3 separate regions of the Homo sapiens genome follow, and regions 1 and 3 are each linked to region 2. Evidence: chromatin loops called from intact Hi-C (ENCODE). Cell type or tissue: heart left ventricle. All regions are shown on one strand. Links, peaks and the distances in the headings refer to the core of each region. The heading gives the core; the rest is flanking DNA. Region 1 overlaps CDH2 (cadherin 2). Region 2 holds the start of CDH2 (cadherin 2). Region 3 has its middle 60 kb from the start of CDH2-AS1.

Region 1 (10,905 bases), core at 2,415-10,414, 180 kb after region 2:
CAAAATAGTGCTAGAGGCACTACAATAAAGTAATATGAGCCAATAAAGATTAGTTTATTCTGAGCTGAGAGCCTTACTTAGGAGTTAGTGTATGCCTATGACATTGTACCTATTGACTTGTAGGCATCAACAGTTCTTTTTCTAGAAATGATTTGCATCAGAGATTGTTGGACTCAGTTTAGTTTCTTAAGTAGTACTTTTAGTTCAGTAACATGTGTATATTTTCACCTCTTCATTGCTATATGAAATACTATTTTTATATGCCGATAAACTCAGCATGAATGCCATAATTTATTAGAGAATATGGGGTAATTTTCAGTATTCTTTCTTCAGTGCCAGGTTGCTCATATACCAAGTAGATTTAGTTCATTTCATAATCCTAATATTTCTCTTTCATTCACATTGTCATTGTGAGATACAGAAATGAGACTTCATCCTGTTTTCATATGGTAATATTCCTATCTCATTTAGACTGGATGTTTTATGGAAAGAAAGAGGCATGGAAAATTAAAGATACTTTTTACTAAAACAGACCAACCATGTTTAAAAATCAGACTGTATTTCGTTTAGAGGATGAAAGCCTGACGTGAGGCCATAATTGTCATTAAGTTTATCTTCCAGTGGATAGAGAAGCTGTTCACTACCCCTTGATTAAACTAATGTGGAAATGGATTTGAAACTATAGAATTATGGGTTAGATACAGTATGAGAAATAGCTTCTTGACAGTGAAATTATTAAACACAACAATGAGTTACTAGGGAAAATTATGGAAAACCTTCCTTTTCTGAAAGTCATTTAACATAGAAAAAATGCATCTATCTCGGATGGTTTATGATAATTCTTCCTGAGGCCAGGGATAAATTACTTTGACTTTTTCAGGCCTCGTGCAGACTTGAAATTCTTTTATTTCTATTAGAATTCACAGTTTCCTTTCTGTCAAAAGTAATGTGTGTTCTCGTGCTCTCAGGATGTATGACACCTTTAAGTGATTGAACTCCTAATCATTGAAATGCTTAGTGAGATTCAGCTTTTTATTTTTGTTTAATCTTCAGGTTTTAAAAATTTAGTTTTAATTCTTCAGCTTCTCCAGACCTAAAGGTGTATTTGCCACATTACCCAGTCTTCAGCATTTGTTCCCATCTGTCCTCTTGTGACATTACTTGCTGGTAGTATTCCTGGCCTTTCCATTTCATGTCCATTTTCTGCCCTTTTTGTGCAGGACTGTCAAAGACTCACCCCTGCTCCCCCCAGGTTTGAACTCTGGCTCTGCTTAGTATGGGCTGTTTGACTTTCAGTGTATTAACCTGAAACCTCAGCTCCTGCATCCATAAATGGGGATAATAGTATTACCTACCTCATGGGACAGTTTTAAGAATTATGTAACATGACACATAAAGCATTCAGGCCAGGCACGGTGGCTCATACCTGTAATCACAGCATTTTGGGAGGTTGAGGTGGGTGGATGGCTTGAGCCCAGAAGTTCAAGACCTGCCTGGACAACATGGCGAAACCCCATCTCTACAAAAAATACAAAAATTAGCTGGCATGGTGGTGTGCACCTGTAGTCCCAGCCACTTGGGAGGCTGAGCGGGAGAATCACCTGAGCCTGGGAGGTCAAGGCTGCAGTGAGCCGTGATTGCACCACTGCACTGCAGCCTGAGTGGCAGAGTGAGACCCTCTGTATTAGTCTGTTCTCACACTGCTATAAAGAAATACCTGAGACTGGATAATTTATAAAGAAAAGAGGTTTAATTGGCTCACAGTTCCGCATGGCTGGGGAGGCCTCAGGAAGCCTACAATCATGGCAGAAGGCACCTCTTCACAGGGCGGAAGGAGAGAAATGAAGAGTGCAAGCAGGGGAAATGCCAGACGCTTATAAAACCATCAGATCTTGTGAGACTCATGCATTATCATGAGAACAGTATGGGGGAAACTGCCCCCATGATTCAGTTACCTCCACCCGGTTCCGCCCTTGACACATGGGTATTATGAGGATTACAATTCAAGGTGAGATTTGGGTGGGGACACAGAGCCAAACCATATCACCCTGTCTCAAAAAAAATGTATATATATATACACAAACACACACACATATATACATATATATACACACACACACATATATATATGTATATATGTATATATATATAAATTTAAAAGCGTTTTAAAAGGCATTCAGCACAGTGCCTAATAAATCTGAGCTATTGTTTTCCCCACTGCCATCATGAATAGCAACAGCAGCATCTCCTGGTTGAGCACTATCTATCACCTTTACTCCTCTTCATAAGATGAAAGAAATACTTCCTGTTTTCCAAACCTAATAATCTTTCTGTTTGTGCCTTCAACTCCTAGTTCCATCCTGAAGGGGTGTTCTCCTGTTTTCTGTTGTCTTCAATCTTCCTTCCTCTACAGGTTGCTTCATAATCTACAAACCTGCTGGGTCTCCACTGTGGTAGCATAGCTCTCCATGCCCTATAGGATGAAGTTAGAGCTTTTTAATAGTGCATTCCAGACCCTCTGTGACCTTGGCCCCAAAACCCTCCTTAACCTAACCCCCCAGAATTACTTGCCTTTCACATACAAATGATGCCCAACCACTCATTGAACCACACACAGTCCTTGTGCAAATAGGAAGTTTTCTATTCTTCTGTTCCCGTTTCCTCTGCCTAAATATTGTTCTCCTACATAACAGGCTAATCCTTACCCTCTGAGAGCCAGTTCTCAATCCCTTCTCTGATCACCCACAGTAGTCTCTGCATACCTCTATATAGACTGTGTTACACAGAAAGTATATCTGGATTCCCATTCTCAACATCCAGTGGGGCAGATATTCCTTGTCTCATTACCCTGAACATGAATTGTAAAGAAATGTTTAAGTTACTATACTTTACCTGAGTTCCACACCAGTCTTCTCCAAGGGGCACCCAGCACTCAAGGCAGGCAGATCAGTTGAGCCTAGGAGTTTGAGACCAGCCTGGGCCACATGGCGAAACCCTGTCTCTACTAAAAATACAAAAAATTAGCCAGGCGTGGTGGTGCATGCCTGTAATCCCAGCTATTCAGGAGGCTAAGGTAAGAGGATCACCTGTCACCTGAGTCTGGGTGGTCAAGGCTGCAGTGAGCCATAATCGTGCCACTGCAGTCCAGCCTGTGTGACAGAATGAGACCCTGTCTCAAGAACAAACAAGCAAAAAATACTTCCACTCCTTCCTTGTCCACTTGAAGTCCGGCTTTCCACCTGCTTCCCCCGCTTGACCTGTGCACATGCTGCATGTGTGCAGTACTCTTACCATCTTAGAGGGCACTCACGTAGTGGATTGGTTAACGGTACAGATTCTTGACCATACCTGAGTTCAAGTCTATTATCTGCCTCTTATGGCTGGGTGTCCATGGCAAGCTCCTTTACCTTCCTAAGCCCATTTCCTCATCTGTAAAATGGGGTTTCAAAACCCCACCTGCCTCATAGGATTATTGTGAGGACTAACTGAAATAATGCATAGTGCATAGCACTGTGCTGGGCACATAGTGCTCAAACTCAATAAAAGTTGTTTTTTGTTTTTAAATCAAGGCCCTTGGAACAGTGCCAGCATGTAATATGTATACAAAAGAAAGACCACATTTATAAGGTAGATGGTACTTTTAGTCCCATTTCACAGATGAGGGAAGTGGGGCTTAGCAGTTAAGAATTTGAACAGAGTTGGCCAGGAGTGGTGGCTCACACCTGTAATCCCAGCACTTTGGGAGGCCAAGGTGGGCGGATCACGAGGTCAGGAGATGGAGACCATCCTGGCTAACACGGTGAAACCCCATCCCTACTAAAAATACAAAAAATTAGCCAGGCGTGGTTGCGGGCGCCTGTAGTCCCAGCTACTCGGGAGGCTGAGGCAGGAGAATGGCGTGAACCCGGGAGGCAGAGCTTGCAGTGAGCCGAGATTGTGCCACTGCACTCCAGCCTGGGCGACAGAGTGAGACTCAGTCTCAAAAAAAAAAAGAATTTGAACAGAGTCACAAATCTATACTTCCCTCCTAAGTTTCGGTGACATTGTTATTCAACTCTCTGTCCCCAACCCAATTTATCTAGAGGCAAATCTGTCATCTCCTGAAACCCGTGATTTATGATGAATTTCCTATTTCACGTGACCAGGACCTTCTCCTCAGTCTCCCAAGGTCATCGTTTAATTGCCTTTCCCATGCCCTGCTGTCCCTCTACCTGCAATCTGTTTAGTCATCAAGTTCTTCTCTTTTTACTCAAAGTAATGACATTAAAAGTAATGGCAAAAACTGCAGTTACTTTTGCACCAACCTGATAGTTGGTATGCACTATTGAAGGTTCTTCATATTACTTCTTCCTACCATTTCTAGACTTGCACTCATGCATTTGGTGGCTCTATATGGTCCTGTGATCCTTTACTCTCTGCCTCCATCACTTAGTGAAAGCAAGGCTGTATCTCGTTTTGGTCACTGTTTTACCCAAGTAAATACTCCATTGCCTGGCATTTTGAAGACATTTCATTAAATGTCTGCTGTATGAATGACTGAATGTTCTCACCTCCTCATTCACTGATGTCACTCAGTGTTTCAAAATTGTGCTGCACGTGCATAAGATTTTAATTGGTAAATGCTGAGAAGCCTCTAGGACAGCAAGCGGACACAGCCTTTCACGTGCTACTTCATCAAGTAGAGACTGCCAGAATCCAAGAATTTCATCATGTTTATTTTTTACTGTCATATTTATGATAACTGATGCTAGCTTTCCATTTATGGGACTTTTACAATAAATTAAGCTTTAAAAAGGGAAATTAATGTCAATATAAATAGGAAGTGACTCATAGTATGAGGAAATGTTAGAATTGGGACTACTGTGCATGAATCACTGTGGTTTTGGGAAAAGGTGAGCTAGTTTATGCTCCCAGTATGGGTTTTAAGAAGTAAATTATAGCTATCCATGTGAATAGAAGATGGCTTTTTCTTTACCTGAGATAAGATCATGCAAAACCCAAGGTTTCTTATGCATTCACCCATCCATCCACCAAGTCAGAAGCATTTGTGGAATTCTTACTCTGAGTCAGGCACTGTGCCATATATGCCAGTGGCACAAGCATCAACAAAGCAAGGGCCCTTGGGACACGTGTGTGTGTGTCTGTGTCTCTGTATGCACACACATGCACAGTGAGGCAGATACAGACATACGACTGATAACAGCCATATAAACTATAAACAGTGATGGGGTGTGTTGTAAGGGCTCTGTCCTGAGGACACAAACAGCTCTTCCTCAAGAACTTTCAGAAGTCGTCTCCAAAGTGACTTGTAAGCTGCATGTTAGCCAGGCTTGGAATGAAGGGAATGGTATTCTAGGCAAGGGTTTCTCAGCCAGGACACTATGACATTTTTACTTGGTTATGAGGCCTGTCTTGTGCATCATAGGCTGTTTAGCAGCATCCTTGGCCTCTACCCATTAGATGTCGGTACTGAGTTTGGTTGTCACAACTAAGGAGTGCTTAGTTGTAACAACCCAAAATGTTCACTCTGTGTAACATCCACTTGTCTAGGCAGAGGAGAATGCCAAATGGAATGACACAGGATCATGACAGGGCATTTGAAGATAAATGCAAAACAGCTCCAGGTGTGGGGTAAGCGAATGGGAGGAATCACTTTTGTAAAATAGGCGAGTTTCGGAGAGGGAAGGATTGACAGCAAGCAGATGATTTTGGATTTTATTCCATATAGAGCAGGAAGGGAGGAGAAGTTTTCAAGCAGAATCCCCTTGATCAGCTGAGGTACTATGAGAGTGGGAAGTCGAACACTTAACGGAATCTAAATGTCAGTCATTCACAGCCAGATGCCCAATGACCAAATTAGGCAAGAAGCTCTAAGCAGTTCAGTTGTCTAAAACACAGGCTATCAAGCCTTCCTTACTAAATATAAGAATGTTTTAGCAATCTGGCATTTGAAAATGGAGATGACATTATTTACTATTTACCAAGTGGAATTTTTTTTTTATTTGAAGAGATATTGTACTTTGGAAATAACAAGTGTCCTTTTGTAATTTAAAATTTCCAGACTAGCTTGCAGCAATAAGAAATTTCAAGTATTAGCTACTAATTCCAATATTGCAGATCAATGGAAAATTATTGGATGTATTATGCTTACATAATTCTAAAGATTTTTGTAGACTAGACATTAGGAAATAACTATACTTTCATGTAATACCTATGTGAGTTAACTTCTTAAGAAATAAGCTTCCTTTTTTTCTCTCTTTTTGAGAATGTTCATCTGTTTCTGCAAATAGCAGCTAACAAAACTGACATTTCAAAAGTCATAAAAGTTTTTATTTTCATGGTTTTCAGCTGGGAGGCTGAACTGAATGTCCTGCGAAATTCTCTCACTAACCATGAAAGCATTAAGCTGAAGTGACACTTCTAATTGGGGAAGGAAAGCAACTGAAGAAGTATTATAGCCTATGTTAACATTTTTTTTTTTTTTTTTTTTTTGAGATGGAGTCTCATTCTGTCGCCCAGGCTGGAGCACAGTGGCACGATCTCGGCTCACTGCAACCTCCGCCTCCTGGGTTCACGTGATTTTCCTGCCTCAGCCTCCCGAGTAGCTGGGATTTCAGGCGCCCACCACCACGCCTGGCTAATTTTTTGTGTATTTTTAATAGAGACGGGGTTTCACTATGTTGGCCAGACTAGTCTTGAACTCCTGACCTCATGATCCGCCTGCCTCGACCTCCCAAAGTGCTGAGATTACAGGCGTGAGCCACCGCACCTAGCCCTTAGCCTATGTTAACATTATAGTGAGGTACTGTGGGTTAAGAAAAAATTAAATGACTCAACCAACATTATTTCTTACTGCGTGTGTGTTTTTTAATTCAAAATAGTGTAACATTTTCTCTTTTTGGAAGACAAAAAATAACTGAAATAAATAACTGCTAGAGATTGGCATTTGGGTGGACAGACAGAGACTTAGAATCTAGTGTGGGCGGTTTGGCTTTCCTTCCTACTCCTTTCTTTTCTTTGCCCCTCCCCCTGACAACTAAATCAAAAGCTACAATTTGTGTGTGTTCTATCTAAGCTCCAGAAATCCCTTAAGAATGGCCATTCATAATGTTAGCTATATTTAGAAACAGGGAAAACTGCACTTTGCAGTGACAGTTTATTTTTGTATGTAGCGGATTTTGTTGTTCAGAATGTTTTAACATTTATGAAAATGATCACTGTTTTTGATCTATCTGCAAATTTCCACAGAGATTCCAAATGATTTTAGATATTGTTTAAAGTTAGGTTTTCCTAATATAAAACTTACTCAGCAAATGCCTGACTTCTCAATCTCAGCATTTTCTCTTAGATATATTATAGCTTAATTTGGCTCTTTTAAAACAGTCAACCTGGAATTTGAAAGTAGTGGATGCCTGTCTAATAATAATCATCTACATGTAAATGTATCAATATTTATATCCATTGTAGGTCTGTGCTTAAAGCAGTGGACACAATGAGTGTTATACCCAAATCCTAATCCATTGAATATGCAGTTATCAAATATATGCCCTGTTAGAAGACTATGGAAATAAACGGAAACCCTTCAAGTTTTGACTTTGTTTAAGAATACTGTATATCTCTTCTATATGGTTTTGAATCATATGTATCAATAGAATTTAAGGGGAAATATTGCATCTACCCTGTAATAATAGAATATATGTAAGAACATATAAAAGGAAAGCTTATATACTTTGTGAATTATGTATGTGTTCTTCTCCCTGTCTTGAGATTCTTCATTGTTTTTAGTATCCTAAACTGGGTAGAAATTAACATAGAAGAAAGTAAATACGAACCAAATGACTTGAATGCTTGATCACAATCTCGTGAAGTGAAGAAAGGCAAAAGTTGGAACCAGATGGAGGTTTCAGCTTAGCTGTGAATTTCACACATCTGCAGTGCATTCCTTTCTGCCAGTAGAGGTGAATATACACAGTTAAATCTCTCTAGACAAGGACCAGACCTGTGCTTCATAAGTTAAAGGAAACTCCACTTGCGAAATTTCAAGTCATGTTAATCAGAATGAATGATGCCATGCTCTCCTTGCATTATAAAGAGCCGTTTACAGAACAACTGTTATGTCTTCTTGAGGAATTAGTTTCATTTAAGTTCTTATCTTTATGTCTTTTTAGAAAGTGCAACAGTATACGTTAATAATTCAAGCTACAGACATGGAAGGCAATCCCACATATGGCCTTTCAAACACAGCCACGGCCGTCATCACAGTGACAGATGTCAATGACAATCCTCCAGAGTTTACTGCCATGACGGTGAGTACAGCCTGTCACTCACACAACTTTGGGTCTGTAGTTCGTTACTGAGAAGGTTGGTCATGAATAATAAATGTGTTAAATAGAGGTGGAACTTGCTTCACCTAATAGTAGCATGGCTGCTAACTCGGACATTTCTGTCATCAGGGCCTTACGTGAGGCATCCAAGTAATTTGTTTCTTCGTAGTCTTCAAGTCCACTGTTAAAGTTGTTAAAATAAGCTGCCTGGAAAACACGTCCTAAAAAGACTGTGCTGTTACAACAAAATGCTTATGAATATTTTCAGGTGCATGAGCTGCATGACTGATTTATGCTACTTTGTCAGCATATAATTATCCATATCTGGAGTAAAATCATTTTGCACAGACAAGTTCTTTCCCCCACCCCACCATAATCACCCAGAGACTCACAAATGGATGCTGATTTTAATATTAATGAAACTGTAAGGTAATTTGGAAAAAAATTGGACTACTGAAAAATGTTACAGTATTTTTAAAGTCAGACATAAATGCTGTGATTACCTGCATTATCAGTCTCCTCATTTAGTGTAGATAATAAAAATCTAATGGGGCAGTAAAATCGGACGGTGTGGTCATCAAGACAAGTTGTCCTTCAGTGGTCCATGCCCCTCCTCTGACTGAGGTTTGTCTTTCTCGCAGTTTTATGGTGAAGTTCCTGAGAACAGGGTAGACATCATAGTAGCTAATCTAACTGTGACCGATAAGGATCAACCCCATACACCAGCCTGGAACGCAGTGTACAGAATCAGTGGCGGAGATCCTACTGGACGGTTCGCCATCCAGACCGACCCAAACAGCAACGACGGGTTAGTCACCGTGGTCAAAGTAAGTGTTCCTCGGGCCACTGATCTCTCCAACAGCTGCTCAGCAAGGACCAATATATGTCCCCCACTCATTGTTTTGCAATGGAAACTTAGGACGTTTTTCTTTCAGACATCTCCAGATGTGGGTCTGATATATATTTGGGAGGTTATATCTTACTGTTTAATTTATGCTGAGGCTAAGGCCAACATCAGTACTCTCACATCATCACTGATGTGAGGGTTTTTGAATGAGTTTTATGATGAGAGTTTTGTGAGAGTTTTTGAATGAGAGTTTTGAGTGAGAGTTTTGATGATTGTTTTTGAATCAGTTTGGACAGTTTTTACCAATCTGAGGATAGGACTGGCCTGAACAACATTAACTGTTAGTGTAGTTGATATATTCATGATATATCACATTCTGAAATTTTGATCACCATTGATAGCTATTAAGAATGATGCCTCACAGCTGCTATTTTCATGTCTACAGCTATTAGAATATTGGCAGATAGTGAACAAACCAGAAAAGCCATAGAAGAAAAATGTAATGAGTAGGCAAGAAGAAAGCCTGCATTTTAGAAAGCTCTTGCATTTGCATGGCTGTTTTTAAATGCTATTTCCGAGACGTTAAGAAATGTATTCTTCTGATCTTATGGTCAAAAAGGAACCAAACAAAACAGTTGCATGCTAGAAGCCAAGGGGATGTTCTTCAAGAATAATAAATGCGTAGCTATAATGGAAAAGCCTGTTAAAGTGAACATCCCTTCCTTTTAGCCACCCAGTAAAGAGATTTACTTCTTTGCCTCCCACTTAAGCACTCTTGATTTGTAAGTGAACCTAAATATTGACCTTACATAGAAAGATGTGCTAAAGTGCCAGTTGCCAATAATTATGCAGATGCGGGAGTAGAATAGAATGGGAATGGAAACTCTCAGAAGGAACATAGTGATCAAAAGCACCAACTTGAGTCTGCTGTCTGTGTTAGAGTCCCAGCTCTGCTCCTGATATCTGTGTGATCATGGCCAACTATTTAACCACTGTAAATTCTAGGTTTCTTATGCAGAAAGGGGCTGATAACAGTATGTTAGTCATAGTGTTCTGAGAGATAAATGAGCTTCATACACATTAAAGGACTTTGAACTGTGCATATACCCCTTAGCATAAATGTTACATCAGGGGAAGGTTTCGTGTGGCTAGTGAAATCACTCTAAATATTGCAGTCTTAACTTTCTGGCTTTTTTTCTGTCTTGCTTAAAATACTAGAGAAAGGAATGTTGAATTGGGGATTTAGAGAGAAAAAAAGATGTGTTTGAAGATTTTTAAAAGGTGGTCTAGGGTACGAAACTGGTGCAGTTTCTGCTGATAATGAAGCTTTCTTATGAGCGTCACCTCTCGATCATTCTTAGGCTACCAATTATGAGCCTAAGAGATCTTAATGCTCTTGTTTTTCCTGTTATTACTGCACAGTAATGCTTATTTGCACATCCATTCGCAGGTGAACAAGGAAAATTAAGAGTGAATGTCCAGTCTAGTCATTTGACTCCTGGTAATATTTCTAGTGACAGCAAGATTCAGTGAACTTTGGAAGTTAGTATTTACATGAAGGGTTATTTGTGCATTGCATTTATCTAGAGTGTTTTTCTTAAATTTGGGGGTTTTACAGACCAATAAAATATCCAGAAATATTCCAGAAGACAGCAGAGTTTTAGTTTGCTAAGAGGAAAAGAAAAATATCTTCCACCTACCAACAGTATTATTTTTAAAAGGTGTGTGTGCGAT
Region 2 (10,905 bases), core at 1,246-9,245:
TGGAATGCAAATGCACTTTTATTATTGGCTCTAGTAAATACTTTACAAATGAGACTATCCCCATCTCTTGCAGACAGGTCTTTAAAAACCTTTCTCAAGGATGAGTCAAAATAATAGACCTCCCAGAGATCATGCTTATCTGTGATAATCACTCAGCTCTTTTTAGTTACTATGTAAAAAATGGGTCAGAGTGACATACATTGTAAATTCTGTAATAAATAGGAATATTGTTGATATTTTACATTCCCTGTTTAAAAGGAAAACTCAGACCATATCTGCCCAGCTGGTACTGGAATATAAGGATGGGTAAGCATAATCTATGAATGTTTATGATGCATTTAACAATATAATTTTCTCAAATATCTGTGAATGTTGCCTTTGTAATGAGAAAGATAACTTATTTTTAAAATTTATGAATAAGTGGGAAAAAGGATAAAAAAATTAATAAGCACTTGGCTTGTTGATTATACATCATTAAAATGTGACTTAACATTAGACACCAATCATTCCTCTTATAGTTGAATCCACAGCCTTAAAGAATAACATGTACTTATGTAGAACCTCTCTATGAAGAACTAAGTGGATTTTACTGACATTGTTTTCTTAGTCCTCTCAGCATTCTTATGAGAATAGTGGCATTATTTCTGTTCTATGGATTAGAAAACATTTAGAGAAATTAAGTGTCACACGTAAGATTATTCAGTCAGCCATAGACCTGGGAAGAGAAAACTGGTCTCCTGAACCCAAGCCAATACTTTATCCATTGCCTCAATTTTCACTGGAGGAAAGGGCACAATCAAATATAAGTTCAGATAGTAAATATGTTTTGCTATCCTCTAAATACTGACAGTTGTGTTTCAGAACTTTCCTGAAGACAGATCGTTGCTTTTAAAAGGACATGAAGGCAAAAGTTTGGCACCAAGAGTTACCAAAGTCTTCAGCATGATTTGTTTTATTTTCTCAAGATTTGTTTATCTTGTGAAATAGGCTTTCTGTATTTTAAGTGATCCAAAGTGCTGGTATTCCGCTGTAAGTATCCATGCTTCTGGTGCAGAAGGTAGATTTCTTGGATATCATGGAAATCTTATTTTCTCAAATATAGCTGATCTTTAAACAAGACTCATGAAATCAACTATGCAAACCCGACTCTGGGAGCACACAGGCAGAAAGCATTCAAGAAACCATAAAAGCCAGGAAAGGTCCTAAGCAAAATGGAGTTTTAGCCCTGGTCTCGGTATTATCAATTTATGAGTTAATTCAAATATGAATTCATTCTCCTACACCAAATCAATACATTAATACTGATTATATTGTTTCCTGTGAATACTTTGTCTAGACTTATTTTTCTGCACATTACAAAGCCACCAAATTTTTATTTCTTTTACCAGTCTGTAGATTATTTACTTAGCCATTGCTTTTTTACATTAGAGGTTTTGTGTTGTTTTGTAAAATTTGAACCTCCCAAATAAAATTTTGATTAAAAGCACTTTTTTTAATTGCAGACAGCAACTGGGAGAGGTGAAAGGGTGTTCCCTCAGATTCTTAAGTAACTGTGCTCTGAATCCTCTGTGGAAATCAGCATACCTAATACACTATAGATAAAATGCTAAGGCCCTACTGTGCTCTATTGTGTTCCCATCAGACTTTATAAAGAAATACTGCATTTTCGAGATAAAAGAGCCTTAGACATGTTAAGAAATTTACTCAAGGTCATAGAGCTAGGTCTACTTGAATTTATAGCCATATCTGTTTATTATACTATACCCCTCTACATTCCAGAGTCAGAATGGGATTCTTTTTCTGTTTGTTTGTTTGGTGGGGTTCCTTGTAATTCAGGGCCTGCTTATGAATTACTCGCCTCTGTTGAGTTGCTCATCTGGCAACTTTATAACTCACTTATGTGACCATACATACTTCAAGTTACTTCTTTGGTTATATTTTCCATGAAAATGTTGATTTTGATTTTCAAATACTGAAAAACAATAGGTAAATAATATCTTCAAACAAGAGTAGATTTTTTTAAAATAACCAGGTTTTTCTTCTAATATTGGATCAGATCACTACTTCTCTGAGCACCAGATGAATGGCTATCTTGTGTTTAGCAGCCAGGTTGTATCAAATATATGGATCTTTAAATGCCAAAATCATAATAAATAACACAAGATAATCACACTAAGAAAAGCATATGAAAACTGAGAGCAGTGAAGAGTTATGTCCTCAATTTCACACATACTTTGAAGAACAAAAAACTTGAGAAAAATAGTAGACTAATCCCTAGCATCATTATATTTTCTTCTTTAAAAAGAAAAATCTCCCTTTCATCCCATATAGTTGAATTTTTCAATGTTAAAGGAACTTCCCAGAATAAGATAGAGAGCATAGGTAAGAGTGGGAGTAAGGGGACCTGGGTCCCATTCTGCATTCCCTACTTTCCAGCTGGTGGCCTTGTGTACCTTTTTAAGTCTCAGGGTGTCCCATCTGTAAAATGAAGGGGTTGCAGAGACCATCTTTAATGTTTCATTTAGAACATTCTATGACTCTATGAAAGGGATATTACCCAGGGAAAGTCAGCTTTAATGTACACTAAAGCTAATTATGGAGAAAATGTAATTTGAGGGGTACTTTCTAAGGGAGAGGGACAATCCTAGTTTGCTCTGAAGATGGGGAGAGGAGGAAGAGTGGAGAAGGGGGTCTTCATTCAACATTGGGAAGGACACTGCGCTAGGTGTCAGAGACAAAGACAAGTGTAGGGCCTGTCTTTGCGGTGTGTATCTATAGGGGGTAGGGAAGGGGAGGTGGGGGAGAGGAGGCTCTAGATTAGACTACTACTGCTGAGCATTTATGTCCAAAGCAAGAACCCTTGTACACAAACACCCACATGGTGAATTTGTACATTTAGCATCTCCTGCCTGACAAAACACACCAGAACAAAAATTATTACGATTTTCGAAATGAATGCTTAGAAACAAATCATGATCTCTACACACATATAAAAACTACACATATATAAAAATGAATGCTTAGAAATGAATCATCGTGACCTCTACATATATATAAAAACGGGCCATGTGTTCAGAGCACATCATTTAATCAGGTTTCCATAACGGTTTGCAGACCTCTTATAGTCAACAGGCATCACTCCATAGGTCAGAAATGAAGGATTAGGTTGATTTTTGATGTGTGAATGCAGTCATGTTTTATATTATTCTATATTTTTTTCTTGTCTCCATCCATCCAACCCCTAATAACACCTGGTTGTTTCTCTGGGTCACTGACAATCCCCTACATCCCTGGAGTTCTACAGGCTGATGGAAAACCAGTCTTCAGACAAGTAATGCTTTGAGCAGGGGCTAAAAATCTGCGAGTTTGGTCATCAGTTGCCCAGGACAGTGAATGGCCCCGTTAGCTAATCTTAGGTATGGTATTACTGAGGTAAAGCTGTGTTTGGATATCATAGTCAACACCAGATCTACTTTCATTAACATCAAATGGATGCACAAAGTCTCCAACAGCATGATTTTAGACTAGACTATTCCTTCTTGTAATCAGAGGCCTATTATTTATTATTAGCAAGATTTGGCTGACCAGGTGATCAACTTAAAGTGAGGCAAGATGCTAAAACAATTCACAACCACTGAAGAGTGAGAGGCATGCAAATTGGACTTTTAAAACATGCTGCAAGTGCTTACTTAAAGGATCAAAAACTGTTGGAATCAGAGAATTCCTTGACTGACAGCCATTCCAAAGGAGATTTTGAAATCATAAGTGCTTAATTTATAAAGGACATGTTTAAAGCTTCAAGTAAATACTACTAACAAGAAATAGAGTTATTCATGTTGAAATTTGTTCCACCTTTAAATTAATCAGAATGGCAATAAACATCAATGGGTACTGCTAGGAGTGATGAGGATACAGTCGAAACCCCACGACGAGGGTCGAAGCTTAAATCTTAGCCATGGAGATGAGATCTCTACATCTCACTCTGGAATACAACAAACATATCCCCATATCTCAACTGAATTTTTACTATTATTTTGCATGACTCCCAGAAAGCATAATTTATAAATACTCTATTGCAAAGATAACTTTTAGGCGGACTAGCAATAGTGTGACAATAATATCTAGCAAAAAAAGAAGAGAAAGGGTAAGAACAAGCACTTCTGATTACTATATTAAGTGTTTCATCTCATCTTTTAAATTTAATTAACATAACCTTTCTTATTCTTTTGAAAAGAAAGAAAATCCAGGAAAAATTTTGTTTCATAAAAAACTTACAATATTATGTTTTAATTAAAATTGAATAAGCCTCCCTATGAATATTAAATTTTTAAAAGCCTAGCCAGCAACAGTACATTATTAAAAGCTGTATCAGTTATGTCAAGAAATTAGTAGCTGGTTTTTAAAGGTTCATCATCAGATTCTTAAATGATCGGTATCTTGAAACTCAAATAAAGTTAATATTTCAGTCACCCAAAGCAGAAAAGCAAGCAATAAAGGCAGAAAATATTCATTAACTGCAATGAAGTTCACCGATCTCCCAAGTGTTGAAAAGCTTACATAAAACGGATATTTCTATTTACTTGTAAACCTTTCTTAAAAAAGGTTCCGGAAAATTTATTACCTCACCAGAATTAGAAAAAACAAAAACTGCTCCCCATCCCCCGCTCCATTCCACAAATGCTTGTGACTCAAACTTGTAAAGTCTCTCACTGTGTTGCACTTGAAGTTCATGCCTTAAAGGAAGCCAGCAGAAATCCTTTACGTGGTGAGAATTCTGTATCAGTCATTTTATCTTTTATATAATCCTATTTTCTCAAGTTCCGGCTTTTAGTTTCTCTCTTTTTTAAAAATTGTTGTTAGGGGTGGTAGGAGAGGGTAAAAGTACCCTGAAACTGTTGGCCCCAAATGTGAACAGTACCACTAACAGGTAGTAATAGAAATAGAAAACGGGAGATTTCAAATAAAATAACAAACATGCACTCTCAAACTCCCAGAGGGGACAAAAGAAAACAAAACAAGAACACAAAAACTTGGGCTGTTCCAGTACATCCTCAAGGGTGGGAGCTGAAGGTGCGAGCTCCAGAGAGGAGCCGCGGCCTCCGCCCTCCCCCGCCCGCAGGTGGCTCCCGGCGAGCGCCTCAGACAACAATAGCTAGGATGAGCTTGGCCTGCGTCCTTAGTTTGCTGTGTCTGCCCCTGCCAGGAAAGATTACCCATCTCCAAAGAATGACAAAATAAAGAAGCGTACGTTAGGCTCCCAAGGAGACACCGCCCCCCCTTCCCCACCATTCTTCATCTCCATTAGATTCCCTACCGCGGACCAAAGATGAACCTGCTACCAATCAAGTTCCTGCCCAAGTTATTTTATTTCCCGCAGCCCCTCCACCTGCCGGGGCGGTGCTCGGCGCACTCTAGGCTTCCCTCCGGCGACCCCCCGCGGGCTGCAGCAAAATACGGGGCGCTTCGGCGGGGCGGGGGCGGGCGGCTGCCGCGGATCCGGCCGGCTACAGCCGCAGCTTGGTGGCCTCCGATTGGCCACGACGCGGGCGGGGAGGCTCGGCGGAGGAGGGAGGCGGGGGCGAGGGCGGCGGCGGCGGCGGGAGGAATAGGAGAGGGGAGCGGGCCGCGCAGCCAGGCAGCGCGTGGGGCGAGCGCGGGGAGAGCGGCGGCGGCTCGCCCAGGTCGCGCAGCGGAGGCCGAGCGGGGTGCGCGGTCGGCGACGGAGGGCGGCGCGCGCGAGTGAGCGGCGCAGGGCGAGGACCGGCGGGCGGGTGCCGGTGCGCGGGCAGCAGGGGCGGCTGCGGCAGCAGCTGCGCGGGACGGAGCCGCGGCGGGAGAGACCGCGCCGGCCCCTCGCCTCACCCCCTTGCGGCCGAGGCCGGAGAACAGTCTCCAACTCGCCGGGGGACCGGAAAGAGGAGCCGAGAAGCGCCCCTCGGCCCCCACGCAGCGGAGGCGCGGAGTGGCGGGACTGCTGCTCTTTGTGGGTGCAGCACGCACGACCCGGAGCGCCCTCCCCGCGGCGCTGTCCCCGGCGTCTTCGTCGCGCCGAGCGGCCCTGGAGCGGGGACCCGGAGGAAGCAAAACCACGAGCCCGAAACCTCGCGTGGCGGAGCTCTTGGGGAGCGCCATCCGCTCCACTTCCACCTCCACATCCTCCACCGGCCAAGGTCCCCGCCGCTGCATCCCTCGCGGCTTCCGCTGCGCTCCGGGCCGGAGCCGAGCCGCCTGCGCTGCCACAGCAGCCGCCTCCACACACTCGCAGACGCTCACACGCTCTCCCTCCCTGTTCCCCCGCCCCCTCCCCAGCTCCTTGATCTCTGGGTCTGTTTTATTACTCCTGGTGCGAGTCCCGCGGACTCCGCGGCCCGCTATTTGTCATCAGCTCGCTCTCCATTGGCGGGGAGCGGAGAGCAGCGAAGAAGGGGGTGGGGAGGGGAGGGGAAGGGAAGGGGGTGGAAACTGCCTGGAGCCGTTTCTCCGCGCCGCTGTTGGTGCTGCCGCTGCCTCCTCCTCCTCCGCCGCCGCCGCCGCCGCCGCCGCCTCCTCCGGCTCTTCGCTCGGCCCCTCTCCGCCTCCATGTGCCGGATAGCGGGAGCGCTGCGGACCCTGCTGCCGCTGCTGGCGGCCCTGCTTCAGGTACGCGGCGGTCCCCGCGGGCCGGGCCACGGGCGGGGTGGGGCGGGCGGCGCCGGGTCCCTTTGTTCCCCGCGCCGCTGCGGGGCCGGGCTGCGCACCCGGGAAGGGAGGTGCCACGCCGCGCCGCGCCGCGCCGCGCGGCCGGTAGCTGCGCAGGCATCGGGCTCCGTCCGGGCGCCGGGGCAGGGTTGCCGGGGCCAGTAGGTCTCTCGCGCCTTTCCTGGCGGGGCTCTAGGGGCTGGATTGCGGGTCCCCTCTGCTCCTTCTTCGGGGCCGAGCAAGCTCGCGGGGGGTGTCCCCAGGCAGCAGGAGGGTGAGGCAGGATAACTCCCAGGTTTTGCAGTTTTCTGTGCCTTTCGCCCCTCGCATAGTACTTTGCTCCAATTTTTTTGTTTATTTCTGCAGGGATGGGTCGCGAGTTTACAGTAGGAATTCTCACTCTGGTGTCTTAGTTACGGGACTTGCCTCCACCTTACCCCACCCTGCACCCGTGCGCCTCCCGGTGCTCAAGGGCTCTACTGTCCTATTGTCTTTATCCCAGTCTGGAGTTGCCTCCTTTTCTTCTTCTCTTGCCCTCACAATATTCTGTGTTCGTCCCACCTGGAAAGAAAATCTGGCCCTCTTGCCCGGAGGAGTCTCTGCCGGTCAGCGCCTGCCTGTAGAACGAGTCTGGCCTCTCACGCCTAGTATCTCCCCCGGGCGAGAAGTTCCGTTACGCGGCTGCTCCTTTCTCTGTCCGGCTGCCTGTGCCCTATATGCGCCCCGGGGGCGCCTTTGCCTGGAGCCTTCCGTACTTTTCATACCCTCGGGAGAGAGCCAGCGAGCCTTTTCATTTAATCTCTACTAAGAGGCTCCTCCGCGGCAGGAAGCACCTGCTCCAGTCCGGGCGCAGGTTCCCTCGCCACTGCACGCTGCGGGTTCCCAGCCCGGGGGCAGCCCAACTTTCCGCCGCCTCCAACCCGAGGATGCCCCCAGGCTCCTCCCGACCAGCCAGCCCAGGCCTGGAGGCCACTTCACACAGCCTCGGCCGGGACCCTCTAGCTGGGCGGGTGCAGTGCCCTGGTCCCAAGTCGGTCTCCGCCTGCCGTGGGGTCCCTCGAAGGTTGCGGGAAAGGGGCGTGCCCACCCTCGCCGCGGGGCAGGAAAATCCACGGAGGGTCCCCCTGCCTGTCGCCCTCGGGGCAAGGGGAGAGGTGCTCTACTGCCAGCTGGCAGCCCCGAAAAGTGCGGACGCAGCTCGGAAGTGCCTGCTCCGGGGGTGGAGACAGGTGGTGTGGATTACCCCGCTCCGTGGTCTTCACGGGTCAGGGCCTGGCGCGCTCCGGCCCGCCGGGGGGTGAGTGCTGCTGGGGCGGGGGCAGGGGCTGGACGGGGCTGGCCTCCGCAGTCTCTCGCGCTTTCTCCCGCAACCCCTAGACGGTCGTGGGCCGCCGCCGCGCGGAGCCCTGTCCATGGTGCGCCATGGTGCGGCACGCCTGTCCCTGCCCGGCTCCACGCTCTCCTCCCGGGTCGTGCTCTCTCACTTTGTCTCTCCCCACCCCTGCCTCCCAGGCCAGGGTCCCAGCGTTCCTTTTCCCTTTCTTGGATTTCTTCTTTTGTTCTTTAGTCTCCTACCGGTCTTTCTCCCTTCCCCCACTCGCCATCCGCCACTCGGCTCTCTCCTGACTCGGGGATTTCAGAACTATTAGACTAGACATTTTTGGCCTTTGCAGTTTTGGAGAGTGGATGGAATTCCTTCTAACTTGGGGGAGGAGACCTGCCAGTCACTTGCTAACAAAAGTACCTCCTGTTATAAAACCGCCCTTTATTCTCCCAGCGCACACTCCTCATTCTTTGACCTCCTGTCACTTCATTTATTGTTTCTTCTTTAAAAATGGGGTTTATTAAAGAGGTTAGGCTGAAGGAGGAAGAAGGAAAAAAGTCCTGCTTCTAAAGTATTTGAAGTTAAATGGAAGGCAAGACAAACTTAAAGACTCCTGTGTATTAGGATTTTTTTTTAACAAAGGAGATGTGATACATTTTTTACAAATCTTACTTTAAAAACACTAATTTTTGGACAGCATTGGGTCGTCTTATTTACAGACAGTAAATCCTCAGTGTGAATCCAGCAGCAGATGGTTATTTTCACAAACTTTTTCATCTAAAAGTGAGTTTTAATTGAATACTGTGCAGCGAAGTTAGGACACGAAGAGACATTTGTTGGTCATGAATACTGTGGGAAATCTATGTGTGTTACAAGTGGAGCACTCTCATTTTCTGTTTTAGTCATCTGCCTTGAAGTCAGGTGTGAATTTTCTGTCAGTTTTTTCTTAAGTGTTTCTAAAAATATCGTTTATAAGCATTAAATAATGTGCTTTTCCATTGTATGTTCTTTCTCAGTTTCTTCTATACCAATGTTGACTTTTTTAAACCTTCAGGAAAGGAGAAATTATAACTTTCTCATCAAGTTATTTGGCAGTCCTCTAATTCATGAGTACAAGTCAAGCAGTAACATTGAATGATTTGAAAGGTCATTAGGAGTGGAAGCAGAGCAGTTTACGCAACATGAGTTTTAGGGTTAAGTGCACCATGTGGATTGTACAACTGAGATTAGAAATGACTTTGTGCTAATGGTCTGCTTTACACGCCCGAACAACAAAGCTCTATCTGCAAGGTGAAAGTGGCTGTCCTGCAGTCAGCTGCTATTAACAGTCTAGGTTTTTTTTTTCTTTTTTTTTTAAATTCCAGACTAAGCAGCCGATAGTTTTAGAAAAGAGAATATGTAGGTTATTAGTGCAGATACGGAGCACCCTTGTTTTTTTACAAGCTAAATATAATTGAATATTCAAAGGACTCTGTGCCTTGAATTGTTAACTGAAGTGTCTGTGTACCTTATTTTACTTAGAGAAATTACTAGTTTAGTTAGTCTTGTTATGTAGATTTACATAATTCTAGTCAATCTTGCATGTTATGATGTTCAACATCAAGATTTTCTTTAGTCTTATTTTAAGATGTTAGCCTTTTTTATATTAAAAAATCCGAATTTGAGCATTCAGCTTACCTGATAAAAGTATAAAATATTATATCACAAAGTTATAACTAGCTTTCCTTTTAAATAATACAAGTGACTTTCAAATCTTTACATAGGTTTATTGTTAAGAAAAAAAATCAATGTTGCTTTTACCATTGACCTAGTTAATTAATATATTAGAAACCTGTGTTGTTTTTCTAGTTCACATCTTAATTGCATAACCCCATTGTTCTAATTTAAATACGTTTGTATGGGTTATGGGGCATCTAGGACAGTATTTTAATGTTCATAGAAATTCATTTCTAAGACTTAACAGATCCTGGTTTCAACCCTGCGTGAGGACCTTGGAAAAACGATGGATAAACCTTATGTGTTTTTCACCTATTAGGTACAGATTTTAAAGAAATTAATATTCAACATATGAAGTATACATAAAAAGAAGCAGCTTTGTTCTAGAATGTGGCAAGGATTCAGCAGTGATTTTAAGTGTAAATCGTGTTTATTCTCAGTATTTATTTGATTTTCATGTGCTTTTGAAACATAAGTTCTTGTGAAAATAAGAAGAGTTAACTTGGTGTTCAGAGTTTACTTACTAGACACAGTTATGTATATTTCTTTGCTTTTCTTAACTTGAGGCATGCGGTCATTACTAATAGGTGAAAGGTTACAAACATACTAGGTGTAATTTGAAAAACAGTATTTTATGTATCCTCACTTGTTTTTAAAACACTATATATTAAACCATAGGTACTTTCTGACTTTTATACTTTCATCAAAGTCTGCCCTAACCTTCTAAAAGTTCAGACTGAGATTTTACAAGGAAATACTTTTTAGATATTTCTTGCTTTTTACATGTAGAGACTAAAATCTTTCTGGAGCAGATTATTTTCATGATGGTATAGAGCACCAAACTGTCCTTAATTTTCTTTTTCATTAACAATTTCAATTCTTAAATCTGTTGTGCCTCATTAAGCTTTAGGGTTATTAATAGGGAAATGTCAAGACTTAAAGCAACAGTTAATCTTGCTTTAAATCCTATTTTTTTTAATCCTAAGTGATTAAAATCCCCATCTTCTTTTCAAGGGGTTATTATGAAGTTAGAAGAGTGATTTTTAAAAATCAGAGCTGTTATTTAAGAAGTGTTGTGTTCGTATATACACTACCATTTTTCCCAGGTTAACATTCAGATTTGTTCTTTTGGCTCAAATACAAAAAAGTAATCAAGTTTAGGCACTGCTTAGATTTGGTGGTGGTTT
Region 3 (10,905 bases), core at 1,087-9,086, 320 kb after region 2:
GTGAACCCATCAATCAAATGGTGAACACAGTACCCAATAGGCAGTTTTTCAACGCTTCCCCTTCTTCCTGCCTCCCCATCTTTTGGAGCCCCCAGTGTCTATTGCTTTCATCTTTACATCCATATGTACCCATTGTTTAGCTCCCACTTATAAGTGAGAATATGCGGTATCGGATTTTATGTTCCTGCCGTTAATTCACTTAGGATAATGGCCTCTAGCTTCATCCATATTACTGTAAAGTTCATGATTTCATTCTTTTTTATGGTGATATGTATTCCATGGTATATAAGTATCACATTAAAAAAATCCAATCCACCATTGATGGACACAGGTTGATTCTATGGCTTTGCTATGGAATAGTGAATAGTGATGTGATAATCATACAAATGTGGGTGTCTTTTTGATACACAATTTCTTTTCCTATGGGTAGATACCCTGCAGTGACATTACTGAGTCAAACGGTAGTTCTACTTTTAGTTCTTTGAGAAATCTTCCTACTGTTTTCCATAGGGGTTGAACAAATTTACATTCCCACCAATGGTAGATAAGCATTCCCTTTACTCTACATTCTCACCAACATCTGTTATTTTTTTACTTTTTAATAATAGCCACTCTGATTGGTATGAATTAGTGTCTCATTGCGGTTTTAATTTACATTTCTCTGATGATTAGTGATGTTGAGCATTTTTTCACTGCTTGCATATCTTCTTTTGAGAAGTGTCTCTTCATGTACTGTGCTCACTTTTTAATGGGGTTATTTTTTTTCTTGTTGATTTAAGTTTCTTATGGATTCTGGATATTAGTCTTTTGTTGGAGTCATAGTTTGCAAATATTTTCTCCCATTCTGTAGGTTGCCTGTTTACTCTTTAATTTCTTTTAAACAAGAAACTTATTTAAATAACAAGATGGTTGACTTGAATATAAAACTAAGATTCATTTACTTTAATTCATCCTTATTTAAAGATTACGTGTTCAAAAAAGTTCGTAATTCATTTTGCTAAATGCTTTTGTGCATTCATGTAATACTTAAGTTAAAACGTAAATTAATGAACTCTTGGTTACCTAGAAAATAACAGTAGGATTGCTAAGGCCTTTTTAAATAAAAATTTGATGCTTCTATACATATTTATTAAATTATGAAAAGCATTATCTTTTTATTATTTCATAAACAAATGTGACAATCAGGTAGGATTTTATTTTTCACCATTATATTTTTATTTTTAATTTTTAATGAGTACCTGGAAAATTATTTTTCTGGAGCTTTAGGTGGGCTAATTAAAAAATAAATTTACCCACATTCAGAATTTACTGCATCATATATTAATATGTCATTTATTTTCTTTCTATTTTTAACCCACCCATCTTCAGCATTCATAGGCTTTCACACTAAACATACTAAATGTAACTCTACGCATCTTGTTTCAAAGAAGATCTGACATGCAGTGTTCACATAATTATACTTCCTTGTTTAGGAGTGGAATACAATCCCATCATCCCCTTTCCTATACTTTGACTCTCCTCATCACTACAGGATTTACTTACCAATCTGTCCAGCTCCACTCCAAAATAGCAATACCTATAGATTTAAAAGTGGACTCCTAATTTTTCATGACCACAAATTGCTTCTTTCTCAGACACTTTAAAGGTATGACTCAGTAATAGCCATCCCCAGACCAGGAGTCACCAAGGACAACTTGAGGAATTTTCTCTGGGAAGGAGCAGAGCTCATCTATCAGGTGTGTGTGCTGAAGAGGGCACCAGGGCCTTGTGTGTGCAGAGAAACCAGAGAGTTCAGGTTAAGAATGAGTGTAGGACCCATGGCCATAATGAAATGTCTCGGTACTTCATTTTTCATCCAAAAATAAAATGAATATCCAATTCTTGCTGGGTCACTGTAACTTTTCTATCTGATTGAGTAAAAGCTATTTCTCAAAGTTTAAAAAAAGTGAACATTTCAAACACTGGTTTTGTACATTTCCTTACTTAAATCTTTTTTGCTGTAGACTCTGAATGAAATGAATATATGTTGAAGATGTTGAGTCTTTGGCTCAGCCTATATAAGGAAGCCTTATTTTTCTTGTTGAGGGACTTACATACACTACCAAATTCCATTTAAAAATAAATCCTTGGGCTGGGTGCAGTGGCTCATGCCTGTAATCCCAGCACTTTGGGAGGCCAAGGCAGTGGATCACGAGGTCGAAAGTTCAAGACCAGCCTGGCCAACATGGTGAAATCCCATCTCTACTAAGAATACAAAAATTAGCCGAGCATGGTGGCATGTGCCTGTAATACCAGTGATACTTGGGAGGCTGAAGCAGGAGAAACGCTTGAAGCCAGAAGGCAGAGGTTGCAGTGAGCCGAGATCGTGCCACTGCACTCCAGTCTGGGTGACACGGCAAGACTCCATCTCAGAAAAAAAATAAAATGACTCCATCTCAGAAAAAAAATAAAATAAAGAAAAAAAATCCTTTTAATAATACCAAAATTCTCTTAAAAAAAGACACTTTGAGGCCAGGCACGGTGGCTCATGCCTGTAATCCCAGCACTTTGGGAGGCCGAGGTGGGTGGATCCCCTGAGGTCAGGAGTTTGAGACCAGTCTGGCCAACATGGCAAAACCCCGTCTCTACTAAAAATACAAAAAAAATTAGCCGGACTTGGTGGCTGGCACCTATAGTCACAGCAACTTGGGGAGGCTGAGGCAGGAGAATCACTTGAACCCAGGAGGCGGAGGTTGCAATGAGCCAAGAACGCACCATTGCACTCCAGCCTGGGCAAGAATTGGGAAACTCTGTCTCAAAAACAAAACAAAACAAAAATACACTTCACCACTTTAGGGCAGACACATTTTTGGTTTTAAGTGAGATGAACCAAAGGTGAGTTCTAAGATAATTATAACAGCTCTCCCTCACCAGGTCCTCTGCGTACAAAGCAAAGCACCTCCTACCACACCCTGTCTGACCATATCAACAACTGAGAACATTTAGTGCTTATATCTATATACTGGATATATAATACTTGCACACACTAGTGCAATGCATGAATATTAAAAAGGTTAAACCGCACTCAAGCCCCGAGTTAAGCCATTAGTCACACAATATAAAGCTTAATGTCAGCACCATATGGTGTTAGACCATCCACTGTGTGCTTTGGAAGCCTGCTTCAGTTCCTGAATTTCAAGAAAAAAAGTGCACACACAATAAAAACACCTAGGAAAGTAATTTAGGGCTAATAAAAAATAAATAAAATAAAATGAAGTCTGTGGTCTTTCAGAGCTGCAGTGGCAGGGTCTGACCTTGGGCATGGGTGACAGAGAAAGGTCAGGGCTGCAGCCACATGTAACAACTGCTCCTGCAACAGCCAAAAGGGGCAGTGCCAACTCAGGCTAGAGAGGGAATCTGCCAGTACTTCATCTATCTTAAAGAGAACAGCAAAGAGTAAGGCATTAGCTGGATAATTTCATGATTGCGAGTAATTAATGGAATTTAGACAAACCTACCCCTTATTTTTGACTTAAAAAAAATTGTGAGTTGGTTTTTCTGAATTATTAAGAGAAAAAGTCATATAATTTTGGAGCCGAGTGGGAACTTAGAGATTTTTACCAATCCACGTGTTATGTATTGAATTGTGTCAAATTTATCTGTTGAAGTCCTACCCCCTAGTATTAGGTTGGTACAAAAGTAATTTGTGGTTTTTGTCGTTGAAAGTAATGGCAAAAACTGCAATTACTTTTGCACCAACCTAAATACCTTATTTGAAAATAGGGTCATTACAGATGTAATTAGTTAAAATGAGGTCTCTAAGGCAGGGCTTAATCCGAAAGGACTAGTGTCTTATAAAAAGGGGATATTTGGACAGAGAGACAGACATCCCTAGAGAGAAGACAATGTGAAGAGACCCAGGAAAAGATGGCCATTTGACAGCCAAGGAGAGAGGCCTGGAACAGATCCTTTCCTCACAGCCCTCAGGAGGAACTGGCCTGCTGATACCTTGACTTACCTTCTACCTTCCAGAAAGTAAGAAAATACATTTGTGCTGTTTAAGTCACCCAGTTTAGGGTTCTTTGTTATAGTAGTCCTAGCAAATGAAGGAACTGTCTTTTTTTTTTTTTTTTAATAGTTGAAGAAACTACTATGGAAGTAGAGGGAATGGCCAAGGAGACCCTGTCATCGAGTTTGTATCCAGGAATTTACATCAGGTCCTTTCCACATCACGCTGCCTCCCAAACACTCGCTTCGTTTGCTACTCAGGCACCATCCAAACTTGTTTTCATTAATGCAGTTGGCTCTCCTTATTCACAGGTCCCATGGATTCAACAAACCATGGATGGAAACCATTTGGGGAAAAAACGGATGCCTGCATGTGTGCAGAGCATGTACAGACTTAATTATTATCATTATTCCCTAAACAATATATAGCATAGCAACTTTTAACATAGTATTTATATTTTAATTAGGTATTATGAGTAATCTAGAGATGATTTTAAGTATACAGGAGGATGTGTGTGGGTTCTATGAAAATACTATGTCAATTTGTGTCAGGGACTTGAATGTCTGTGGATTTGGTACCACTGGAGTTCCTGGAACCAATCCCCAGGGGATAGTGAAGGACAACTCTATTCCCTAGCAGAAGACAGTAGTGAAGATCGACTACTCTGATGCACTTAATTTCTGAGGATTATAAGGAGGCAATTTATGTCCCACTGTGTATCTTTTTTTATCTCTCTTCTTTTCACAAACAGATGCCCCTCATAGATCATTATTTATTATTTGCATTTTGCCAGGGCTTTATCAAGATACTGTTTTCTCTGGTTGAGCAATATTGTGTTCATCATGCACTTAGATGCATAGCCAAGATTAAATTTGAATCTAGAGAAATTATAATCATTTGATCTCGTTATTTATTTGAAGGAGCCAAGCTGCACTGCACTCCCATGGAGATAAGAATAGCCATTCCCTTTGCCTACAGGGCACAAACCTGAGAACTTGAACCTGAGGTAGGAGCAGTAATTGAAAGAACAGTGGTAGATGGCTGAAATGGAAGCCCGCTTCTATCTCCGGCCCACTCAGAGGCCACGCCAAAAGACTTTTCATGTTAGTGCCTTTTGGATGTTTATAGAAAACCCGGAGGCTGTTCATTTTAAAGCTCTTGATGAAAACCAGGCTCACCAGAAGTGATAACGCTGATGAGCACAAATGTCCTTTCAGTTGAAACCTTGCTGATATAGATTAACCTTTTCTCATAGCAGAAATATCAAGAGAAAAGATTCACTGAAAAAAAGACTAGTGCATCACCGGTATCCAGTAAGGTCTCAATGAGCCTTGTAATCCTCATAATTACTCAATTAGAAATTACCTAGGGGGAAGACATAATTTCGATAATTGAACCAACCTGGCTGTTTGGCTGGTGCATTTTCTTTATAATAAGAATAATCACCGATCTGATAAAATATTTGCTATCGGCGTAAGAGAAACCTTGATGAGTACCGAGTGGCAAGGGGCTGGGGCATTTGTAAAGGGAGCAGTGAGTAATCAGGGGCCAGGGATGGGCATGCTTCACTGAGCAAATTACATTTTCCAGCCAACGCTGGGTCCTATCAAATATCGCTGTGTGAAAGAACATGCATATCGTGCATGCTGGCCCTCCTGGCAAAGAGCAGGCTGTTTCCTCCAGGATTTATTTATGGCTAAATCAATTGCACCTTAAAGGGATAGTTTTTCAAATGGTTTTGCTCTTGCAGGAGAGATCATGCAGCCGTAGCTATCCTGAAATCAGAGACGCAAGGTGGTTTAAGGTCTTCCAAATCCAGGTTGTGGATAATTGATTCCTTTCTCGTTTCCCAGTGCTGTGTAATGCATATGGCTTTGGGATTTCTAACTCTGTGGATCCAGTCAGGATTCAGGATGAGGGAGTCACCTGAACCATTAAAATTATTCTCGCTTCGGGTGACAAAGGTCATGTTTCTGATCTTTTTATTATGTAATTTTTAGGGGGTTAATAAAATTGAACCCCACTGTTTCTTTTTTTTTTTTTTTTGGTGTTTTTAGAATTTTACTGAGTCCAGGGAGTTCACTTGAGAGACAGAAAGATTGTATATTCCTGAAAGGTGCTTGTAAAACAAAACTCACATTTTTACCTGTGCTAGTTTAACTCACCCTTAGCGGGATAAAAAGCAAGAAAGAGCTTTATGGTGAATTGCAGCCAAGCACCAGCAAGCAGGAAGGCAAGATGAATCCTGGGAAGGCCCAGGGCAGCCCAGCTTCAAACACAGTTGTGGGCAGCCAGGAAGCCACAGAAGCTGCTGAGCCAGCGTGGTCGGCTGCAGTCAGCAAGGACATGGCTTCCCAAGAGTGAATGTTCTGGGCTGACCAGGAATTTCATAGTACAGTGCCAGGCTCTGCAAATAGCAGCTGCAGCTACAGCTGCAGATCAAAGGAGTTTTACACGTGGACAGCAAAAAAGCATTGCTGCTTAGGTGTTGGAATTCCTTGCCATCGTGTCATTGTCTTCTTTCAATAAGCATATGCAAAGAACAAGAAAAAATATTTGTGTGGTTTTTGTTTTAGTTTTGTGTGTGAAAGTGAAAGTGTATGATGGCTGCAGCTAATGCCTTTTTGAGAAGAAGAAGAAGTTGTCTGGTCCACAAGATTGAAAAAAAAAAAAAAAAAAAAGTTAGGCTGGGCCTGGTGGCTCAGGCCTGTAATCCCAGCACTTTGGAAGGCTGAGGTGGGCGGATCACTTGAGGTCAGGAGTTCGAGGCTAGCCTGGCCAACACGGCAAAACCCTGTTTCTACTAAAAATACAAAAAAAAAATTAGCTGGGCATGGTGGCATGCACCTGTAATCCCACCTACTCGAGAGTCTGAAGCAGGAGAATCTCTTGAGCCTGGGAGGTGGAGGCTGCAGTGAGCTGAGATGGCGCCACTGCACTCCAGCCTGGGTGACAGAGCAAGACTCTGTCTCAAAGAAAAAAAAAAAAAAAAGTTAGCATAACCTGAATACCTGTGCCCTGGGGGAATTTTCCTGCGCCCTAGCAGACAATGACATTAGCTGGGCGCACACATGCCTATATGCTTGCCTGCTTATACACATCCAAATGCTCTATAAGGTCAAGAGCAGGAGGAAGACACTGCAGGCAGAGGCTGAGGAAGTCGGGCAGGCTTACTCTAGGTGATGAGAGGGATTAGGCTTGTCAAGCAAAGGCACAGGAAATAAGTGACTCGGCACATCTGAATATAGTTGCAACTCAGCCTCCATACCTGGTGTGTTAGGACATGTCCACAAGGAGAATGGTCTCCCTAGTGCAATATGCAATCTCAGCATTGTTACACAGCAGGCCTGAAAATGGTCCCCATTCATCTCTTAGCTATGATCCAGAATAGATTTGTATGTGTGTGTGGAAGAAAAGTCTTAAGACAAATGTTATGCCATATTTGCCTCTCCTTTTTGCTATCACATTCTAATATGTGTATCTCTGCGCATAACCCTTGTACTCTGTTATAAAATAAGGTAATTTTCTTTCTTCCCCACTAGAGAATAATAGCCCCTTGTATTCATGTCTTCTTTTTTATCTCCATAGGCTCAATGCCTGGAAGAGTACTGGTGCAAAAATTGGTTAAATAAAAGTCCCATAAATCTATGGTAGAAAGAAAACGAGGTTAAATTAGTCCTTTTGAATAAATACCATGTACTCTTCCTGATGTTTCTACTTCTGCAGCCAGGTGAAAAATGCATTGCCAGTTATCTCCTACCCTTCTAATAACATAACCAGTGAAATACTAGATATCTGGTCAAATCCTTTCAAGACAACCTTGAGAAGTTAGGAATCACAGAGTGTCTCTAAAAGGAAGTACCCTCTTCTTAAGTGACCACTTTAGATAATCCTTACGTGGTTTCCAGCAATAGAAGGCAACATTCACAGTTAAATGCAAGTCTCCAAAATTGACGGGTTGTCCCTGGGTATTTGTTAGCCTGGAAGCAGTTTCACTGTAGTGGTTTGCATTTCTAATTGTTTAATGGGGAATGTATTGCTTACGTCCAAATAAAAAACAAGAAATACCCATGTTGTGTTGTTGGGTTTAGTAAATACATAATTAGGATTTAAATAGGTATTTTAGATCTGATGACAGCTTTTTCTAGACCGGCATAATTAGAAGGCATGAGGAATTCAGAGTGCTTCCTTTGACAATATGATAATTTTTCTTGGTTCGTTCTGCTGACCTGACCACATCCAAACCAACAACTTCATATATTCAATAAACAATGATTATTTATGATACCTGCTACATGAAAAGTATCACAGTAGGCCCTAGGTGTCATGCTGTTCCTACTCGAGCAACATGTTTCTGAATATCACTGTGCTTTATGTATTCCTAAGGGTACTTGTAATTATATTTGATTGTGGCTTTTGTGCTTACGTTAGATGCTAACCTCATCACAGAGTGGTAATCCACTGTAAGAGCTTTATTTTAGGACTATATTAAAATATCTAAATGGAGATAACTAGTAGACTGTTGTACATGTGGGTATGATTCTCAGAGGAGAGTTTGGGAAGAAAAGTATAGGTCAGGACACATTATAGTTTGCTTTTATTGTTGTTACTCCTTTTTTCTGTAAATATATGTTAGTATTTATGATATAGATTAAGTAATGAACAAAAACAGTCATGATCTTTGCCCTCATAGACTTAACATTATACCAAGAAAGGTAGACATCACACAAATAATGTAAAGTGTGGGAAATATTACAATAGGGTGAGTATAAGGTCCCATAAGGAAGTCACAAGGGAGCCTAATTAGTGCTATGAATAGAGAGTGTTATAGGAGGCCTGACATATTTGAAGATAATAATATTTTAGCTAAGACCTAGATGAACTTCCTCAGTGAGAAAGACACTGTTTTGTACTCAACAACATACCTTTCTACATGATTCTTTCTGCATTTGCTTAAGTGGTAGATGGAGGTACCTTGATGTAAAGCTTTGCATACTTAGTGTAAGTCAGTCATGGTGACCCACACTCTCTAGGCCACATCGTCATTTCCCCCAAACCAGGGATATGATAGTAAAAAGGTTCTGATTGATAAGGTAGAAAGAGAAATCTGCTGGTGGGGACAAATATAAAAAAGATGTGTTTGCCTCTGTCTGTCCTTCTTGCTTGGGACACTGGTGTGAGGTCTTGTGACAGGCACTGCTCCAGTGGCCAGTGGCCAGTGGCCAGGGAGGGCCACATTTCCTGACATCACTGGCCTGCTGGATGCTTTATCTCTAGATAAGGAGCCTGTCAGGTGAACTAATAAAATATATTTGTTCATAAAGCCACTGTTGTTTTGGTCCTTTCTTATTTGTGCTTGAAAGCATTTATAAAACAGGTAAAAGAAGTGGACGTAATTAAACAGGGGTAGACAGTTCCAAGCAGACATGAACAAATGCCAACAGGTGAAAGAGCACGTGGTCTAACAATAGAAGTAAAATCTATATCCTGCAGGGGGTCTGGAGAGTATCTGGCTATATGTAAAAACTGAAAATCCTACCTGCTTCAAAATAATTGACACATACTGAATGGGCAAAAGCTAGAAGCATTCCCCTCGAAAACTGGCACAACACAAGAATGCTCTCTCTCACCACTCTTATTTACATATTATTGGAAGTCCTGGCCAGAGCAATCAGGTAGGAGAAACAAATAAAGGGCATCCAAATAGGAAATGAGAAAGTCAAACTATCTGTTTGTAGGCAACATAATTCTATATCTAGAAAACCCCAAAGTCTCAGGCCAAAAGTTCCTTAAGCAGATAAACAACTTCAGTGAAGTCTCAGGATACAAAATCAATGTAAAAAGAGAAGAATCATTCTTATACACAAGCAACAGTCAAGCTGAGAGCCAAATCAAGAATGCAATCCCATTCACAATTGCCACAAAAAGAATAAAATACCAGGGAATACAGCTAACTATTGGAGTGAAACATCTCTGCAATGAGAACTACAAAACATTGCTCAAAGAAATCATAGATGATATAAACAAATGGAAAAACATTTCATGCTCATGGATAGGAAGAATCGACATCATTAAAAGGGCCATACTGCCCAAAGCAATTTATAGATTCAATGCTATTCCTATCAAACTACCAAAGACATTCTTCACAAAAACTTAGGAAAAATTGTTTTAAAATTCATATGGAACCAAAAAATGGGCCTGAATGGCGAAGGCAATCCTAAGCAAAAAGAACAAAGCTGGAGGCATCTTGCTACCCAAGTTCAAAATATACTACAGTGCTGCTGTAACCAAAACAGCATGGTATTGGTATAAAAACAGGCACATAGACCAATAGAACAGACTAGAGAGCTCAGAAATAAGGTCACACACCTACAACTATCTGATCTTTGAAAAAGCTGACAAAAACAAGTAATGGTGAAAGGACTCCCCATTCAATAAATGGTGCTGGGATAACTGGCTAGCCATATGCAGAAGAATGAAACTGGACCCCTTTCTTACAATAAATATTATATATATATGAAAATATATATAAATATAATATTTATATATGAAAATATATATAAATATAATATTTATATATGAAAATATATATAATATTTATATATGAAAATATATATAATATTTATATATGAAAATATATATAAAGATAATATTTATATATGAAAATATATATAAAGATAATATTTATATATGAAAATATATATAAAGATAATATTTATATATGAAAATATATATAAAGATAATATTTATATATGAAAATATATATAAAGATAATATTTATATATGAAAATATATATAAATATAATATGTATATATGAAAATATATTTAATATTTATATATATAAATATTATATTTATATAAATATTATATAAATATATTTTTATATCATATATAAATATATGTAAATATATTTTAT

Evidence for each region. A loop is a pair of places that touch in the nucleus more often than their neighbours do. Peaks named below come from ENCODE experiments on the same cell type or tissue, not always from the same donor. Only the 100,000 strongest peaks of a DNase experiment are listed, where the experiment ranks them.
Region 1: a loop joins it to region 2, with 2.8 times the contacts of the local background. A loop is called at or near these places in 14 of 110 quality-filtered maps.
Region 3: it touches region 2 in a loop (5-fold over the local background); 4 of 110 quality-filtered maps call a loop at or near these places.

Annotation. Positions count from the first base shown.
Region 1 is chr18:27,990,901-28,001,805 of GRCh38, reverse strand. It overlaps CDH2 (cadherin 2), which reads left to right. Exons shown (of 16, transcript NM_001792.5): 8 at 8,169-8,306; 9 at 8,966-9,151. Among named protein-coding and RNA genes, the nearest start is that of CDH2-AS1, 75 kb to the right of the region's middle. In heart left ventricle, for the core only: no CTCF peak of the experiment used is centred there; no DNase peak of the experiment used is centred there; H3K27ac peaks cover 527 bases.
Region 2 is chr18:28,172,697-28,183,601 of GRCh38, reverse strand. CDH2 (cadherin 2) reads left to right here and starts at 6,472. Exons shown (of 16, transcript NM_001792.5): 1 at 6,472-6,639. The coding sequence starts at 6,580. In heart left ventricle, for the core only: CTCF peaks have their summits at 5,118 (motif pointing right) and 6,011; DNase peaks (open chromatin) are centred at 5,551, 6,461, 7,761, 7,891 and 3 weaker places; H3K4me3 peaks cover 5,654 bases; H3K27ac peaks cover 5,120 bases; H3K27me3 peaks cover 1,488 bases.
Region 3 is chr18:27,856,432-27,867,336 of GRCh38, reverse strand. No RefSeq gene overlaps it. Among named protein-coding and RNA genes, the nearest start is that of CDH2-AS1, 60 kb to the left of the region's middle. In heart left ventricle, for the core only: no CTCF peak of the experiment used is centred there; no DNase peak of the experiment used is centred there; H3K27ac peaks cover 783 bases.